Linked DNA regions of Homo sapiens: region 1 is linked to region 2. Evidence: chromatin loops called from intact Hi-C (ENCODE). Cell type or tissue: mesothelial cell of epicardium. All regions are shown on one strand. Links, peaks and the distances in the headings refer to the core of each region. The heading gives the core; the rest is flanking DNA.

Region 1 (8,335 bases), core at 40-8,039, 440 kb before region 2:
GGGTTCGAGACCATCCTGATCAACATGGTGAAACCCTGTCTCTGCTAAAAATACAAAAATTAGCTGGGCATGGTGGCGGGCACCTGTAATCCCAGCTACTCAGGAAGCTGCGGCAGGAGAATCACTTGAATCCAGGAGGCAGAGGTTGCAGTGAGCCAAGATCGTGCCACTGCACTCCAGCCTGGGTGACAGAGCGAGACTCCGTCTCAAAAAAAAAAAAAAAAAAAAATTAGCCAGGCGTTGTGGCACACACCTCTAATCCCATCTACATGGGAGGCTGAGTCAGGAAAATTGCTTGTACCTGGGAGGCGGAGGTTGTAGTGAGCCGAGATTGTGCCATTGCACTCTAGCCTGGGCAACAAAAGCAAAACTCCATCTGAAAAAAAAAAAAAAAAGGAAAAGAAACTGCACCAAGTCACAGAACTAGTGAGTGGCAGAGCCACAACTTTAACCCAGAGTCCCAGTGAGGCTGGGAATTACGGGAGAGGTCAGAGAGGGGAAGAACTGGCTATCAGAGTGGACAAGTGAGGTAAGAAGTGTCTTGGAGGATAAAATCCTTTAAGAGAGAAGCCAAGGGAAGAAGGTGGAAAGGAAGATGAGGCCCCAAATAACCCTGGTTCAGTCATTAATTCATTCAACAAACATTTGCAATTCCAGCTGCTAAGTTTTCTTCAGAGCCTCAGCTGCCTGAAGAGCAGCCATGAAGAGCTATTTAAGATGCATGTCATCCTTAAAACCCACTTACCAGGTGTGTGTATCAGATTTCCCAGCTGGACTTAAACCGATGCAGTTCTGACCTCTAACCCTTGACTTCTAGTAGCAGATTACCAGAATCCATATCTCAGCTTCTACATTTCCTAGCTGTGAGACTTTGGGCAAGTCACTTGACCTCTCTGGGCCTTTGTTTCCTCATCTGTAAAAGGGAATAATAATGATAGTAACTACCTGGCACACAGTGATCATTTATTGGACGTAAGTTGAGTTCTGTGGCCTATAGCCTAGGATGGAACCTGGTCTGTCTTCACCTCACTAACCTATGGTATGAACTTCAGATGTTTCTAATGCAGACCCAGCCTGCTTCACTCTTCTTTTTTTTTTTTTTTTTTTTTTAAATAGAGATGGGGCCAGGCATAGTGGCTCATGCCTGTAATCCCAACACTTCGGGAGGCCAAGGCACGAACTTAGGACTTCCAGACCAGCCTGGCCAACATAGTAAGACCCTGTCTCTCTCTCTCTATTTTTTGTTTGGTTGTTTGTTTTGAAGACAGGGTCTCACTCTGTGGCTCAGGCTGGAATGCAATTTTTTTGGCTTGCTCCAAACATAATCGTAGCTCACTGTGATGGGATGAAAAAGGGGAGCACGTGCTGGCAATCCCTAAAGCCATGCAGAGCAGAAGCTGAACCCCATTGCTACATAGATCCTTTGACACATAAAGGCCAGATCTCCCCATTCTGGGCTGGCGAGATGTGTGGAATCAACCCCAGAGATACATCCAGGAAATATGGTGGAGAAAAAACTCTTAGGGAAATACACCATCACCCCTCTTCTGGGGGACCCCTGGGGTCTCCAGCCCCTGGTGTGTTTTCTCCTGTGCTGGCAGCAGGCATAGCCCCGAGTCTATGGGCTGCAGCCCCCCTTTCTCTGCTGTGGATGTGGTCAACTGGGGTCCTATGAATGAGCTGCTCTCGGTTTGCTTTGGTTTCCAGCCAAAAGATTCTCTGGGCTCAGGATGGAAATGTAGGTCTGCTCCGAGGTGGACTGACTGGATCCTAAGCTTCATTTAGAATAAAAAATGTTATGAGTAAGACAGGAACTTGGGAGCATGTGCTGTCCCCTCTCCCACTGGGGCATTTTGGGACCCTGGATTGTGTCTCATTTTAATCCGATTGCTCCAGGGACCTTGACCTGGCCTGGCCTTTGCTCAGTTGTGTGGCTTCCATTGCCTCCAACACCCTTCTGCCTCCTCCTTGAGTAACCCCAACTCCCTGTCAAGCCTCAGCTTAGGGGCCACTTTCTCCAGGAAGCCCCCATGACTTCCTCAAGACAAGAAGTTGCTTTGCCTGCCCTGGGGTTTCCTCTACCCAGTTTCCTCTCTGAGGCCACAGGACATCATAATGCACTTGCTTGTTTAATCGTCTGTTTCTCTTTTTACACTGTAGCCCTGAAGGTCAGAGATTGGGTCTGACTTATTCACTCTTGTAGCCTCAGTGCCTAGGGTGTTGGGCTCATAGTAGGTGTCCAGTGAATGTTGAATAAATGAACAAATGATGAGCTAGGGCAGGGTGGGTCTCTGGGTCTACACAACAGAGATGACCTAGAATAATACAGAACTTTTGGAAGAAGAAAAACAAACCAGGAGCAAGGCATGGTGGCATGTGCCTGTGGTCCAAGTTACTTGGGACGTGTGAGGATTGCTTAAGCCCAGGAGTTTGAGGTTACAGTGAGCCATGATGGTACCACTGCACTCCAGCCTGGACAACATCTCGGTTTGCCACCCAGGCTGGAGTATAGTGGCACAATCATTGCTCACTGCAGCCTCAACCTCCTGGGCTCAAGAGATCCTCCCACCTCAGCCTCTCGAGTCACTGGGCCTGCAGGCGTGCACCGCTACATCCAGCTAATTTTATTTTTTTGTAGAGTTGGGGTCTCACTGTGTTGTCCAGGCTGGTCTCAAACTCCTTTCATCAGAGGTTTTATTTGTTTGTTTTTGGTTTTTTGAGACGGAGTTTTGCTCTTGTCGCCCAGGCTGAGGTACAATGTCGCAATCTCGGCTCACTGCAACCTCTGCCTCCCAGGTTCGAGAGATTCTCCTGCCTCAGCCTCCCGAGTAGTTGGGATTACAGGCGCGCCCCACTATGCCTGGCTAAATTTTCGTGTGTTTTTAGTAGAGACGGGTTTTTGCCATGTTGGCCAGGCTAGTCTCGAACTCCTGACCTCAGGTGATCCGCCTGCTTCAGCCTCCCGAAGTGCTGGGATTACAGGCGTGAGCCACTACATCCGGCCCTTGTCTGTTTTTAAGATGGAATCTCACTCTGTCACCCAGGCTGGAGCGTAGTGGTGGGATCTCGGCTTACCGCAACCTCCGCCTCCCGGGTTCAAGTGATTCTCCTGCCTCAGTCTCACAAATAGCTGGGATTACAGGTGCCCACAACCACACCCAGCTAATTTTTTTTTTATATATTTTTAGTAGAAATAGGGTTTCATCACGTTGGCCAGGCTGGTCTCGAGCTCCTGACCTTAACTGATCCTCCCACCTCAAACTCCCAAAGTGCTGGGATTATAGGCGTGAGCCACCCGTGCTTGGCCTCGAACTCCTGAGCTCAAGCAATCCTCCTACCTTGGCCTCCCAAAATGTTGGGATTATAGGTGTGAGCCACAGCACCTGCCAACCCTGTCTCTTAAAAAAAAAAAAGAAAGAAAAACAAACCAGAGAGGAAGTCCCCAGGGTGCCTGCTCACCAAAATACCCACCTTGCTGTGGCGCTCTTTCACCCCTTCCAACTACTGCCTGTTTTTAATCAGACAGAACTTCAAGAGCAAGAGGCTGCTTGAATAGTTTGCTGTTTGGTGCTCCCAAGCCTTGGTAGATGTGGGTCAGCTTCATCTGAGTTGGAGCTAAGTGCTTGGTTACAAGGAATAAAGTTCTCCTGGAATTCCCTCAAAAAGAAAGAATGCTGGTCCCAGGGCTGTGTGTGTGTGATGATCATAAGGACAGAATCTCATGGAAAGCTAGGAGCAGGAAGTGCAAGAGGACGTAGACTCCCTGGAAGCATAGTTATAGGGCATCTGCATCCAAGCTAGCACCAGGGACCTCTTGCATTCAGAAATTCATGGATTTTCACCTTAGGGTTGCACCATCAATGTGATGGGGGCTCTCTGTGTGTCTGCTCCTCTCATCTCCTTGTGTCTGATGGGGGACTTTTTCCCGAGAGAGGCAGAGGATTGGCCCCAGCTCATGATGCTATGCCAGACATAGACACGGGCTACTGGGGACGGGCCCCATTCCCAATCCACTTGTGGTTGGCAAGGGGTGTACAGAAGAAAGCAGGGTCATAGGATGCCACATGTGATCCCACAAGCAGGCAAGATCTGAGGTTGAGTGTGCCCAGGACACATGCCCAGGGCGGTCTGTGAGACCAGTCCTCTCCTACTCAGCTCCCCGCGCCAGGGCTCTGCTCAGATGCGAAAGCCACAATTCGAAGTTCACTGGCATGGTCCTCAGTCCTGCATCATGAACAGCAGAATGTAATATTTATTGCCCCCCTACAGACTGGGTGTCAAGGTGAAAAAAAAGTAATAATTCTAAATCTCACACAAGGGCTTTGGAGATCAATGAGGTAATTTACATGAAATAGTTTGGGCTCTCTGGGAAACAAAGTATGGCATAAATTTTGGCTTTTTCAGTGGATGGATCCTCATGCCAATAACTCACCCCAGTTAATGAAAAACTTGCTTGGCTGTGTAGACAGCAGGAATGTGCAGGCTACTATCCGAGTTCAGAATGGAATATTTTGGCCCGGCAGGGACTTCCTCTAACCATGATGCAGACACTTGTCTTACGATTTTTTCAGGCTGGGCACAGTGGTTCACACCTATAATGCCAGCGGTTGGGGAGGCCGAAGCGGGCGGGTCACTTTGAGGTCAGGAGTTTGAGACCAGCCTGGACAACATGGTGAAACTCCATGTTTACTAAAAATACAAAAATTAGCCAGATGTGGTGCGTGCCTGTAAATCCCAGCTATTTGGGAGGCTGAGGTGGCAGGATCGCTTGAACCTGGGAGGTGGAGGTTGCAGTAAGTGAAGATCGTGCCACTGTACTCCAGCCTGGGTGACAGAGTGAGACCCTGTCTCAAAAAAAAAAAAAAGACTTTTTATCACAGGGCAACATACAAATAAATAGGCATTGGGTGTTTGGGATCTGCAATACAGTGGCCCATCTAAATAATGCCTGGGACCACACCATCAAATCTTAACCTTATATTTATTTATTTATTTTATTTTATTTTTGAGAAGGAAACTCAAGGCTGCAGTGAGCCAAGATCATGCCGCTGCACACCAGCCTAGGCGACAGAGCAAGACTCTGTCTGAAAAAAAAAAAAATTAAAAAACAAAAAGAGAAGGAATCTCACTCTGTCACCCAGGCTGGAGTGCAGTGGTACGATCTCCGCTCACTGCAACCTCCTCCTCCTGGGTTCAAAAGATTCTCCTGTCTCAGCCTCCCAAGTAGCTGAGATTACAGGCACCCGCCACCACGCCTGGCTAATTTTTGTAATTTTGGTAGAGACGAGGGGTTTCACCATGTTGGCCAGGCTGGTCTTGAAGTGCTGACCTCAAGTTATCCGCCTGCCTTGGGCTCCCAAAGTGCTAGGATTACAGGCGTGAGCCACCGTGCCCAGCCTCTTAACCATATTTTGATGGCTTCTAACTTAACTCTAGATCCTAAGGGCTGTTTTTTCTTACAAGTACAAATAGCACAAGTTACTTGAAACAATGGAAAAATGCTCAGTTTCCACCACTGAATGAGTCCTAAAAAACTCTTCGAAAGAGTTGTTTCTGCTCATGCCCATGCTTACAATTTAGAGCTCACTCTCATCAGGCTTTTGTTCTTACCACTCCAGGAAAAGTGCTCCTGCTGAGGCCATCTGTGATCTCTGTGTTCCCATAGTCAATGGCTGCTTCTCTTTCTTCATCTGACTCAAACTGTCAGCCACATTTGATACCACTGATTACTCCCCTTTGCAACACTTTGTCCACTTGGCTTCCAGAACACCATGGCTACCATTCTTTCTCCTCATTGCACAGCTCATGGGCGCCATGTAGATTCACCAAGGTTTGACAAACTACAGCCTGCAGGCCAAATCCAGTAAAGCTTTACTGGAACAACCGTGTCCATTCACTTCCATATTGTCTTTGGCTGCTTTTGCACTATAATGGCAGCGTTGAGAGGTGGCAACAGAGACCACATAGTCCACAAAGCCAAAAATATTTACTATGTGCCCCTTAATGGGCCAACTTGCCAACCCGTGGCACAGACTCATTGGGTACCTGGTGTTGTCTCCTACCCCACTGACCACTCCTTCTGGTCTTCTTTGCTTCTCCTCGTCTCCTTGATGTCTAAGCCCAGAGTCCTTGAACTCTTCTCTTCTCCCTCTGTACCTAGTCCCTGGGTGAGCACATCCAAACCAATAGACCAGTATATCCAATAGACTTCTCAAACTTAGCCCAAACTGAACTCTTGTTTTCTTCTCTGCCATCCTAGTCTTCCTGTGGTTTTGCTCATTTCAGTTAGTGGCAGCTCCATCCTTCTAGGTGCTCGGGCCAAATACACTGCAGTTATCAATGACCCTTTTCTCTCATACCAACAGCTAAGACTCCAACAAATCCTGCTGAACCTACCTTCAAAACGTGCCCCTCTCCCATTCACATCTCAGTCCTTCCGCCCCATTGTCACACTGAAACAGCCATTATCTCCTGCCTGGACTATTTCAGTAGCCTCTAATTGGTCTCTCTTTTCAGGCCGTTGATCCTTCCAACCTCTCTCACAGCAGACTAAGCAAACCTTTCAAATAGAAGCCAACCATAGCGTTTCCATGGCTTTCCAGCTCACTCCGGGTGAAAACCAGATATTTCCTGCATCCTCCTATTTGAACACCTCTTCACCCCTGCTTGCTACACTGGTCTCCTCGTGACGTGAAATCCACAAAAAGTCCCTGCCTCAGGGGCTCTGCTTTTGCTGTTCCTTCTGCCAGGAATCCTTTTCCCCTAGATATTTGCATGACTGCCTCATGTCTTTTTTATTTTTTAGTACAGACAGAGTTTTACCATGCTGGCCAGGCTGGGCTCGAACTCCTGACCTCAGGTGATCTGCCTGCCTTGGCCTCCCAAAGTGCTGGGATTACAGGCATGAGCCACTACAGCTGGTGTGTTTTTTTTTTTTTTTTTTTTTTTTTTTTTTTGAGACAAGAGTCTTGTTCTGTCACCCAGGCTGGAGTGCAGCGGTATGATCTTGGCTCACTGCAACCTCCGCCTCCTGGGTTCAAGCGATTCTCCTGCCTCAGCCTCCTGAGTAGCTGGGACTACAGGCCTGTGTCACCACGCCCAGCTAATTTTTGTATTTTAGTAGAGACGGGGTTTCACCATGTTGGCCAGGATGGTTTCGATTTCTTGACCTTGTGATCTGCCCGCCTTGGCCTCCCGAAGTGCTGGGATTACAGGCGTGAACCACTGCGCCCAGCCCTGCCTCACGTCTTCTTAACATGAGCCTCCCCGGACCGCCCTAAATAAAACAGCGGCCTCCCCGACTCTCCCCACTCCCTTCTCACCACCATCTGATACACTCTGCTTTGACTTCTGTGTGTGTTGAGTGTTCATCTTGCCCTCTCAGTTATAAACTCCATGAAGGCAGACTTTTGTTTTGTTTACTGCATGTCCCCGTTGCTTAAAACAGGGCTTGGTACTCAGGAAATACTTTGTTTTGTTTTTTAGAGACAGGGTCTCACTATGTTGCCTGCCCAAGCCGGCCTCGAACACCTGGGTTCAAGTGATCCTCCCGCTTCAAATCCTAAGTAGTTGAGACTACAGGTGTGCACCATTGTGCTCTCAGTAAATATTTAAATATCTTTTCCCCCTTACAATTCTGTGAACTCTGCGTTTAAGTTAAGGACGTGAATCTGTGGCTGGGTGCAGTGGCTCATGCCTGTAATTCCAACACCGTAGGAGGCTGAGGTGGGTGGATCACATGAGGCCAGGAGTTCGAGACCAGCCTGGGAAACATGGTGAAACCCTATCTCTACAAAAAGTACAAAAATTAGCCAGGGTGGTGGTGCACACCTGTAGTCTCAGCTACTTGGGAGGTTGAGGCAGGAGAACTGCTTGGATCCAGGAGGCAGAGGTTACAGTGAGCTGAGATGGTGCCATTGCACTTAGCCTAGGTGACGGAGCGAGGAGAATCTGTCTCAAAAAAACAAAAACAAACAAAAAAAACACCAACTTAGGTTAGGGCACTTGCACGAGATCAAATTAGGGTGGGAGTGAGGCTGACGTGGAATTTGGAGTTTATACCTGAGGGCTGTCTGACTCCAAATTCAGTGCTCATTCTGCAATTATATGTTGCTCTCAGCCTCTGTCAGTGGCTCTGAGGGTTGTTTTGCAGAAAGGCAGTTGTTCCCAAGGGGGAAAGGATTTTTAGGATGCATAGACAACTCATCGTGGATCTCTGTTTTTCTGTCACCTTTATATTCTTGCTCCATCCACCCTGGGAGTTTGGGATATGCGTGTGTGTGTGTGTGTGTGTGTGTGTGTGTGTGTGTGTGTGAGTTCTCCAAGTTCGTCTTCC
Region 2 (8,335 bases), core at 276-8,275:
CTTTCCAGAATGGTAGAAAGACCAAACTCTTAGGCTGAAAGTGTATTCTGAGTGAAGTTGCAGAATGTCCAAATAAAGAAAATATTTTTTTTTAAATTATACTTTAAGTTCTAGGGTACGTGTGCACAACATGCAGGTTTGTTACATATGTATACATGTGCCATGTTGGTGTGCTGCACCCATTAACTGGTCATTTACATTAGGTATATCTCCTAATACTGTCCCTCCCCCCAAGAAAATCTTAAAGGCAATCAGAGAGAAGAATTAGATTATCTAACAATGAAGCACAGTTAGACTGATGGTAATTTTCTCATGAGCCACAATGAAGTCAGAGATAGTAATAACAACAGCTAACACTTAAATGGTACTATGTCCCAAGCATAATGCAAAGTACTTCATGCATATTAACTAATTTAATCTTCACAACAATTCTGTGAGATGGGATTCTTATTATCCCCTTTTTACAGTTGAGGAAACTGAGCCAAAAGGAAGTTTAATGGTTCTTGTCCAAGGTCTTGCATCTAGTAAGTAGAGAAGCTGGGACTCAAACTGAGCTGATCTGGCTCCAAATGCTCATACTTACTGCTCTGTAATGCTTCTCACTGTAGAGAAATATGTTCAAAGTAATGAGGGAAAATAAATGACAACCTAAGATTTTATTTCCAGCTAAATTAAGAAATGTTTTGGTGCACGAAAATTAAAAGACATATATTACCCATAGACATTCATTTTAAAAATTATTAATGTATGTATTTCCACAAGAAGAAAAATTAACTAAAAGGGAAGGCATAGGAGTCAAGAAACAGTGAGGACTTGATCATCTGTTTGGTAAACTTAATTATGAAGTATAAAAATTATTAATTTTTTTCTTTTGTTTCTTTCTTTTTTTCTTTTTTCTTTTTTTTTTTTTTTTTCTTTTTTGAGATGGAGTCTGACTCTGTCACCCAGGCTGGAGTGCAGTGGCACTATCTCAGCTCACTGCCACTATCTGAGCTCACTGCCACCTCTACCTCCTGGGTTCAAGGGATTCTCCTGTCTCAGCCTCTCAAGTAGCTGGGATTACAGGCGTGTGCCACCACACCTGGCTAATTTTTGTATTTTTAGTAGAGATGGGGTTTCACCATGTTGGCCAGCCTGGTCTTGAACTCCTGGCCTCAAGTGATCTGCCCACCTCGGCCTCCCAAAGTGCTGGGATTACAGGCATGAGCCACCAAGCCTGGCCAAAAATTATTAATTTTTAAAGAAGAGATAAAACTTAGCTGACAATAACAAGATAAGTAAGATGATAATTATAATGTGTTTATGTTTCTTTTCATGATTTAAATGAGCACAGAAATATGGAATGACTTCAGATTTATTTTGTGTGAATTATAAAGGTAATAGAAAACTTTATCAATGCAGCAGAGTAAATGGAAGGAAAAAAGGAAACAAAGAAAATGAACGGCAAATAGAAAGTGCAAAATAAAATGGTAGGAATTGCTTCAAGTAGATCAGTAATTACAATAAATGTAAATGGAATAAATTCATTGATAAAGATGTAGGGATTATCAGATTAAAGTTTTTAAAATTCTGGGGCATACTGTCAAAGCCACATAGCAAAATTGTAGTAGAGGTAGAGAAAAAGATATACAATATTGTACAAATACTAACAAGAATAATGCTGAGATTATAATAGTTAAGTCAGACAAAATAAAGTTTAATGTAAAAAAAGTAATAGCAACAAAGGGATGATATAGAACATTAAAAGAAATGACTTTCTAAGAATGTATAGTAGTAATAAACTTACATGGCCTTACCAATGTAACCTCAAAATATAAAAAGCAAAACTGACTAAATTACTAGAAAAAATGGGAAAAAATTGTTATAATGGAAAATTTTAACTGATCTTTTAAAAATGTTATATAAAGCTGACAAAAATATTTAGAATTTAAATTTAAACAAAAACATTAAACACTTTAAAATCTATATAAAATGCTGTATCCATTAAATGAAGAATACACATTATTTTCAGATACATGTGGAACACTTAAAAAGTGATCATATGTTAGATCACAATATTTTCAAAGAGATAAAATAATAAGGTCTACATTCTCTGTTCACATTGCAATTAAATTGAATGTCAAACTTCCAAAAGTTTGGAAACTAAAAAATGCACTCTAAACAACAGATGGGTTAGAAGGGAAATCATAATGAAACAGAAAATATTTTGAACTGAAGAGCATTCAAATGATTACATATCAAACAAGTATACAGCTAAAGTGATACTTTGAGGTAAATATAACCCCTACTACCCGCCACATACACACACTCCACCTACCCAGTTCCTTCCCTGGAAATTGCTTATGTTTCCAGTTTCGTTTGTATTCATCCACAGATATTCAAACCGTATGCAAGCATATATGTATAGGCTTAGTAATGTGCAAAACAATGTGTGCAGTATGCTACCATTGGTATAAAAATGTTATAAGAAATACATACAAATTTCAGTTCATACATCTTGAAGATTTTCTTTTTTATGACTGCACTATATTAATTGTGCAACCTGTGAATCATTTGCATTAAAATCAGAAACAAGACAAGGATGCCCACTCTCAGCCAACTATTCAGTACTGGAGTTCCTGTCTAAGGCAAAGCTGGAAAATAAATAAGCAGCTTAATACTTGGAAGAGAAGAGGTGAGACTTTTTATATGCAGGCAATACAATTATCTGCATAGAAATCCCTCCTCCCAAACCCCAGGAATATTCACTGTCAGATTATTCAAATGAATATGTGAGTTAAACAAGATTGCTGGATGCAAAATCAACATTTTAAAAATGGTTATGTTTTTATATGCTCTAAATTCAGAATTTTAATTGAAAAATATCTCATCATACCATTACATGTCACATCCTCCAATCATCATGAAAAACAAGAAAAGAACATGGCACCTGCAGACTAAAGCTTGAAAAATCCCAATAAAGATGTTCTCTCTCTCTCTCTCTCTCTTTTTTTTTTTAATCAGATTGCTTCATTTGCCTGTGCCTGAGCCAACGATTGTGGTGCAGAGAGAGATAGGATCTGTGATTAACAGTCTTTGGTAAAACAGATGAATGAGGCAAGGAAGGAACAATTATCTCCAAATAGGTGGGGATCTTCAGTAGCAAACGTGTTTTTTATCTACCACACATCTCTCTCCCCAGTAAACAGCTCATTAAGGGCAAAGACTATGTTGAATTGTCTCTTCAGCACCTAGGCTTAGCACTGTGCCTTACATATGACAAAGTCTCAATAAGTAATCAGTGAATGAGTGAGTGCATGTGAGCCAGGACCAACAAGACTGGATCAGCCTCTCCTTTTGCAAGACCACCCAGAACCCCCACAGCTGGGGACAGAGACTCTTCACCAAGCCCCAGCTGAGTGAGTGGGAAATGAGGGAAGTAGCTTTTGATTGATATAAATGGGATCACTTAGAGGACAAATGTGACTGCCACCCAAGGCACTGATGTAGGACCCTTGAAGGGAAGTGATCACATTGAACTTGGCTGTGTCCAACATGGTTAGTGGTTTCCAGGAGTGTAGAGTCTTCTGTGCATTGGGAAATGAGGACAGCCTCTCATTTTGCCCAGCATTTTTTGGGACTGGTTCCCTTTTATTTCATGACCTAAGAGAAATAAGTGATCCTGTCTTTTTTTTTCTTTTTTTGAGACAGGGTCTTGGTCTGTCATCAAGCTAGACCGTAGTGGCATGATCATAGCTCACTGCAGTCTCCAATTCCTGGGCTCAAGAGATCCTCCAACCTCAGCCTCCTGAATAGCTGGGACTAGGTAAGAGTCACCATACCCAGCTAATTTAAATATATATATATATATATATATATGTGTGTGTGTGTGTGTGTGTGTGTCTGTCTGTATGTGTGTATTTATATGTATATATGTATATATATATATACACACACATATATGTATTCGTAGAGATGGGGTCAACACAGTTAATGTTGCCCAGGCTGGTCTCAAACTCTGACCTCAAGTGATCCTCTCACCTCAGCTTTCCAAAGTTCTGGGATTACAGGAGTGAGCCACCATGCCTAAGTGATCTTGCCTCTTAAGTACAGACAGAACCCCCAATGCTGCTCTCTTCAGCCTCAATACCACCATTAATTAAGCACACAAAGGGACAGTGAGAGGAAATTGACATTTGAATATAACCAGAGATTGGTGGAAATCTTTTAGGAGCAAGGACTCCTGCAGTGTCTTTGCCCAAGCCATGCGTTTTGCTGTAACACCACATTGTCTCCTCCCAAGACCCAAGTTCTCTTTGCCCTTTGAGGCTGAACACATATCACACTTCCCTGGGGAAGTCTTCCATGACTATTCTCCTTAGAGAGCATTTCTCTGGACACTGAACTCCTGTAGCACTATCACCAATATCTAACTCTCTTTTCTGTGCCACATTTTTTCCTCTTGGAGACTTTTCTTCCTCCCAACACTTTGGAAATCTGATGGGCTGTCAATCAAGGGGAACTGCCTTCCCACCACCTGAGGAGCCATAAAACTCAGGTTGGCCAACCCGAGTACCCCATTTACCTGACACAGTGATGGGTCCAAGAGTGGGCAAAGGAACAAAATGGGCTTTGGGAGAGGGAGGATTTCTCTCCTTCTGACGGACCATGGCTGGAGACAATGAGCATCAGGTTTTCTGCAACATGGAAAAAGTGTCAAGAAGTGAGGGCACACTGAGGAAAGCAAATTTGAGATATGGGCAAAGAATATCCTGATTATATCACAAGAGTGCCCTGGATTGAGCTGTGCCTGAAGCGAGACTACTCTACTACGTGAGCCAGCGCCTTTCCCTTTTGTCTTGAAGTGCTCTGAACTTGAGTTCCCTCAAACCAACAGTCTCGACCAATTCTCTCTCTTATAATTAGGACCATTTATTTGGCACATAAAATTATTGCAACCCAGTGAAGCTGGTTCCTCAGAATGTCTCACTTTTTTACAGAAAGATTTGACTAAACTCTGCTATATATCAGGGCCATCAGGCCAGACTCTTGGTTTCTTTCTGTATGAGCCCTTGTTTCTTTATTTTGTAAAAAAATGTTTTTCAACCTTTCTTTTTGCACACTTTTTTCTCTCCATATGGTCTATCATGCTTTGGTGCCAAAATAATTTAGACTCACATCAAATTGCTTAAGATAGCTTATGCAGAATTTCCACTGCTCTCTGGCTTTGTCTGAGCCTCCCCCTCTGGGGTGTGTGTGTGTGTGTGTGTGTGTGTGTGTGTGTGTGTGTACTGTCTCCTTCCCTCACTCACTGCTCCATTTAGGAAACAGGTGTGCACAACCTCACAACCCCATTCTCCAAATGCCTCCTTCTCAGCCCAACACCTCACTTGAAGATAGCTTTTGCAGAATCGGGTGCCAAGAAAGGATCCCTCCCCTAAGGCCTCAGGGGACCCCCAGATTTAGGACACTCCTGGGTGTTCTCTGGTGCAGTCTCTCATCTGTTTTCAAAGAGCTGGAGAGCAGGGATCTGGCTAATTCTCCTGTCACCATCTCAGGCTCTACCTTAACTTAATCACCCTTTATCATGTGAGTACTTGCTCTAGAGCCCACAGTGGCTCCCTTGTGCTACCCACACCTAAACCAACCTCGTGCCAGAACCTGCCCTGCTTAGGCTAACTTCCTTCCTGCACGTTCTCTCTCCATCCCCCAGATTGGTGGGCTGACCCTCTCCCTGCTTCATAAAAAAATATCAAGCTCATTCTCCCCTCAAGACTTTTGCTCTTTGTGCTCTTCCTGTCTGGAATACCCTTCTCTCTTCTTTCTCCCTCCTCCAAATCTTACACAGCCCACTTCAAGTCCCTCCTCTTCTGTGCAGCCTTCTCTGATTTTTCTAGTTCATGATTTACCCCTTTTCTGAATTGTTCCATAGTTAGGACTATACAGCTTGTTATTTAGCTGTTGCACACTTTGGTATTTGACTCTATCTTGCCCCCTTACTGAAATATGTGTTTTTTGAATTTAAGGACCATTTCTTAAGCAGGTTTTATTCCTCTCACTCCATCAAGCATGGAAACAGTTGCTCACACATTGTAGCTCATAGGCGTCATAGGCATCATCCTGGGAATTTGTTTTAGAAATACAGATTCCCTGGATCCTCCCTTGGAGAGTCTGACTTTTAATAGGTTTGGGGCAAGATGCTTGGATCTGTGCTTTTAAAAGCCCCATGACGTAAGGCATTGCTGAAGCGAGTTTGGAAAACAGTTTGGGTGAATATATTGTCAAACCTCAAATCAAGATACTCATCTGACAAGCTCAAGTATTTTTATGACAAAAAGCCACAGGACATTTTAAATGTGTAGGGACTTGGAAATCCCAGGATGTGTGGTTCTCCTGCACTTGGTGACGGGGCTCCATTTTGGAGGTCATATGGTGTGATGGCTAAGAGCATGGGCTTGGAGTCTGACAAGGGTTTGAATCCTGGTTCACTCACTCATTGTGGGACTTTGAACAATATAACCTCTCTGAACCTTCGCTTCCTCATCTGTTAAACAGAAGTAAAAATAGAAGCCACTTTCCAGGATGACTGTGAGAATTAAACAAGGTCCCATATGTAAAGCACTCAGCTCCATGCCTGGCACAGAATACATAGTTGTAACAAGTACTAGCAGGTGTTAAATTATTGAAGTTGGAAAATCTGCCAGTTTGTAGGAAGTTTTTGATCCAGGAAACTCTATGTTGGTGAGGCACACTCTCTATTGCTTTTGAGAGGGAGCACTCGGGAAGACCTCTTAGTCCTAATGAAAGTGCTTACCCACCACTGGGGAGGAGGGGTCCAACATCATGAAGCAGCTGAAAGGCAGACTGAGAAGTACTCTATCTATTATGCAAATTGGGAGTACTCCCAGCACTATCTCCTTGCTGAGTTAGAGAACCTTTTCCTTCCTCAATCTGTATTTATGCAGCATCACAACTGGAAATCATTGTTTGTTTCTTGGAAGTACTTGTGCCCTTGCCCTTTCTTTGCCCACAGGAGATTGAGGGGACATCCGTAGCAGAGGGACGGAGAGCCTGGACTTTTCACTCCTAATGTCAGAGGAAAAACTATGACCAGGACTTAGCCTGGGCCAGGATGTTGTGACCACCATATGGTGTCATTTAAGACCAGCAAACCCAGGCTTTAGAAATGCATTAGCTGTGTCTTATATGAGGCAGGGGGACAAGCCCAGCAGGTGGAATGGGGCTTTGCATGCAAGCAATAGATCAGCAGATCAATGGATCAATGGGCCAGTGAATCACTTGCTGAATGGGTTTCTCCTACAGGCCGTGAATACTCCCATGGGTCAAGAAAAGAACAGGGTCTTAGTTTGGGCAGACGGAAGTTTTCCTCCCCTCTTAGGGACCAACAGGCACTTGGATCTGTACTATGAGAGGACAAGAAGCCTGGAAAATGTCATTCTGAGGGAGGTTCATGGCCTCTGGTACCATTTTCGAGACATGGGTTCAAAGGTTCTGTGTCACATGGCATTCTGCCAGGGAGGTGGGAACTCTCAGCTCAAGCAGTAGGTGAAAAGCCCTCTCTTGTTTAAGCTTCAGTTTCCATAATTTTTGACAGGATCTCATGGGAAGAATTTAGTGGCAGAAATAACTTAGCGGAGATCATCCCTTCCTGGGGTGGGAGTCTTAGTGGCAGTTACCAGCAGAAAAGCTAATGGGGTAACCCGAGAAATCTTCCTGGAGGAGGAGATGTTGGCTGAATCATCGATCAGCTCATATCACTGAGCCAAATGCTTGTCATTGGCTTTGGGGGGGCAACGTAGGGCCCACAGTTCCCCTCATCATCCTCAGAGTTGACACTCCCCAGTGCCTCACAGAGATGATTTCAGGGTTCAGAAATTCTGACTCCCAACCCCCTTGGGTCCACTTCCCCTCTTATCATGCAGGCCATCTCCCCGGTCTTGGCTTACCCTGTGACCACACTGCATTCTCCTTCCACATGCCCTGACACACGCTCTGAAATGCCAGGGTTCTCATGAGTCCAGCCTGCCAGGAGCAAGGCTTGCCAAAGCTGTGTCCCAGCCAAGCGGGTGGCCTGCGGAGTGAGCCATAGGACTGCATTCAGCCCAGTTCCAAGCTGGAAGGTGAGGGCAGCCTCCCAACTATTTCTTCCAACCTCAGAAACGATTCAGTGCTGGCAGTTCACACGAGGTCCCCCTGACATCTCCAGTCAGGAATGCAACTTGCTGTGGATTCTGAGGCAAAGAGAAGACCATTAGGAAGGAGGGAAGTCATTAGCAGATGGGATGACCGGCATGCATGAGAGACACATCTGCCTTTCCCTGAGGTGCCCAGGGGC

Evidence for each region. A loop is a pair of places that touch in the nucleus more often than their neighbours do. Peaks named below come from ENCODE experiments on the same cell type or tissue, not always from the same donor. Only the 100,000 strongest peaks of a DNase experiment are listed, where the experiment ranks them.
Region 1: it touches region 2 in a loop (29-fold over the local background); 1 of 110 quality-filtered maps calls a loop at or near these places.

The regions. Positions count from the first base shown.
Region 1 is chr4:25,570,149-25,578,483 of GRCh38, forward strand. No RefSeq gene overlaps it. Among named protein-coding and RNA genes, the nearest start is that of SLC34A2, 82 kb to the right of the region's middle. In mesothelial cell of epicardium, for the core only: no CTCF peak of the experiment used is centred there; a DNase peak (open chromatin) is centred at 4,042.
Region 2 is chr4:26,007,381-26,015,715 of GRCh38, forward strand. No RefSeq gene overlaps it. Among named protein-coding and RNA genes, the nearest start is that of LINC02357, 59 kb to the right of the region's middle. In mesothelial cell of epicardium, for the core only: no CTCF peak of the experiment used is centred there; no DNase peak of the experiment used is centred there.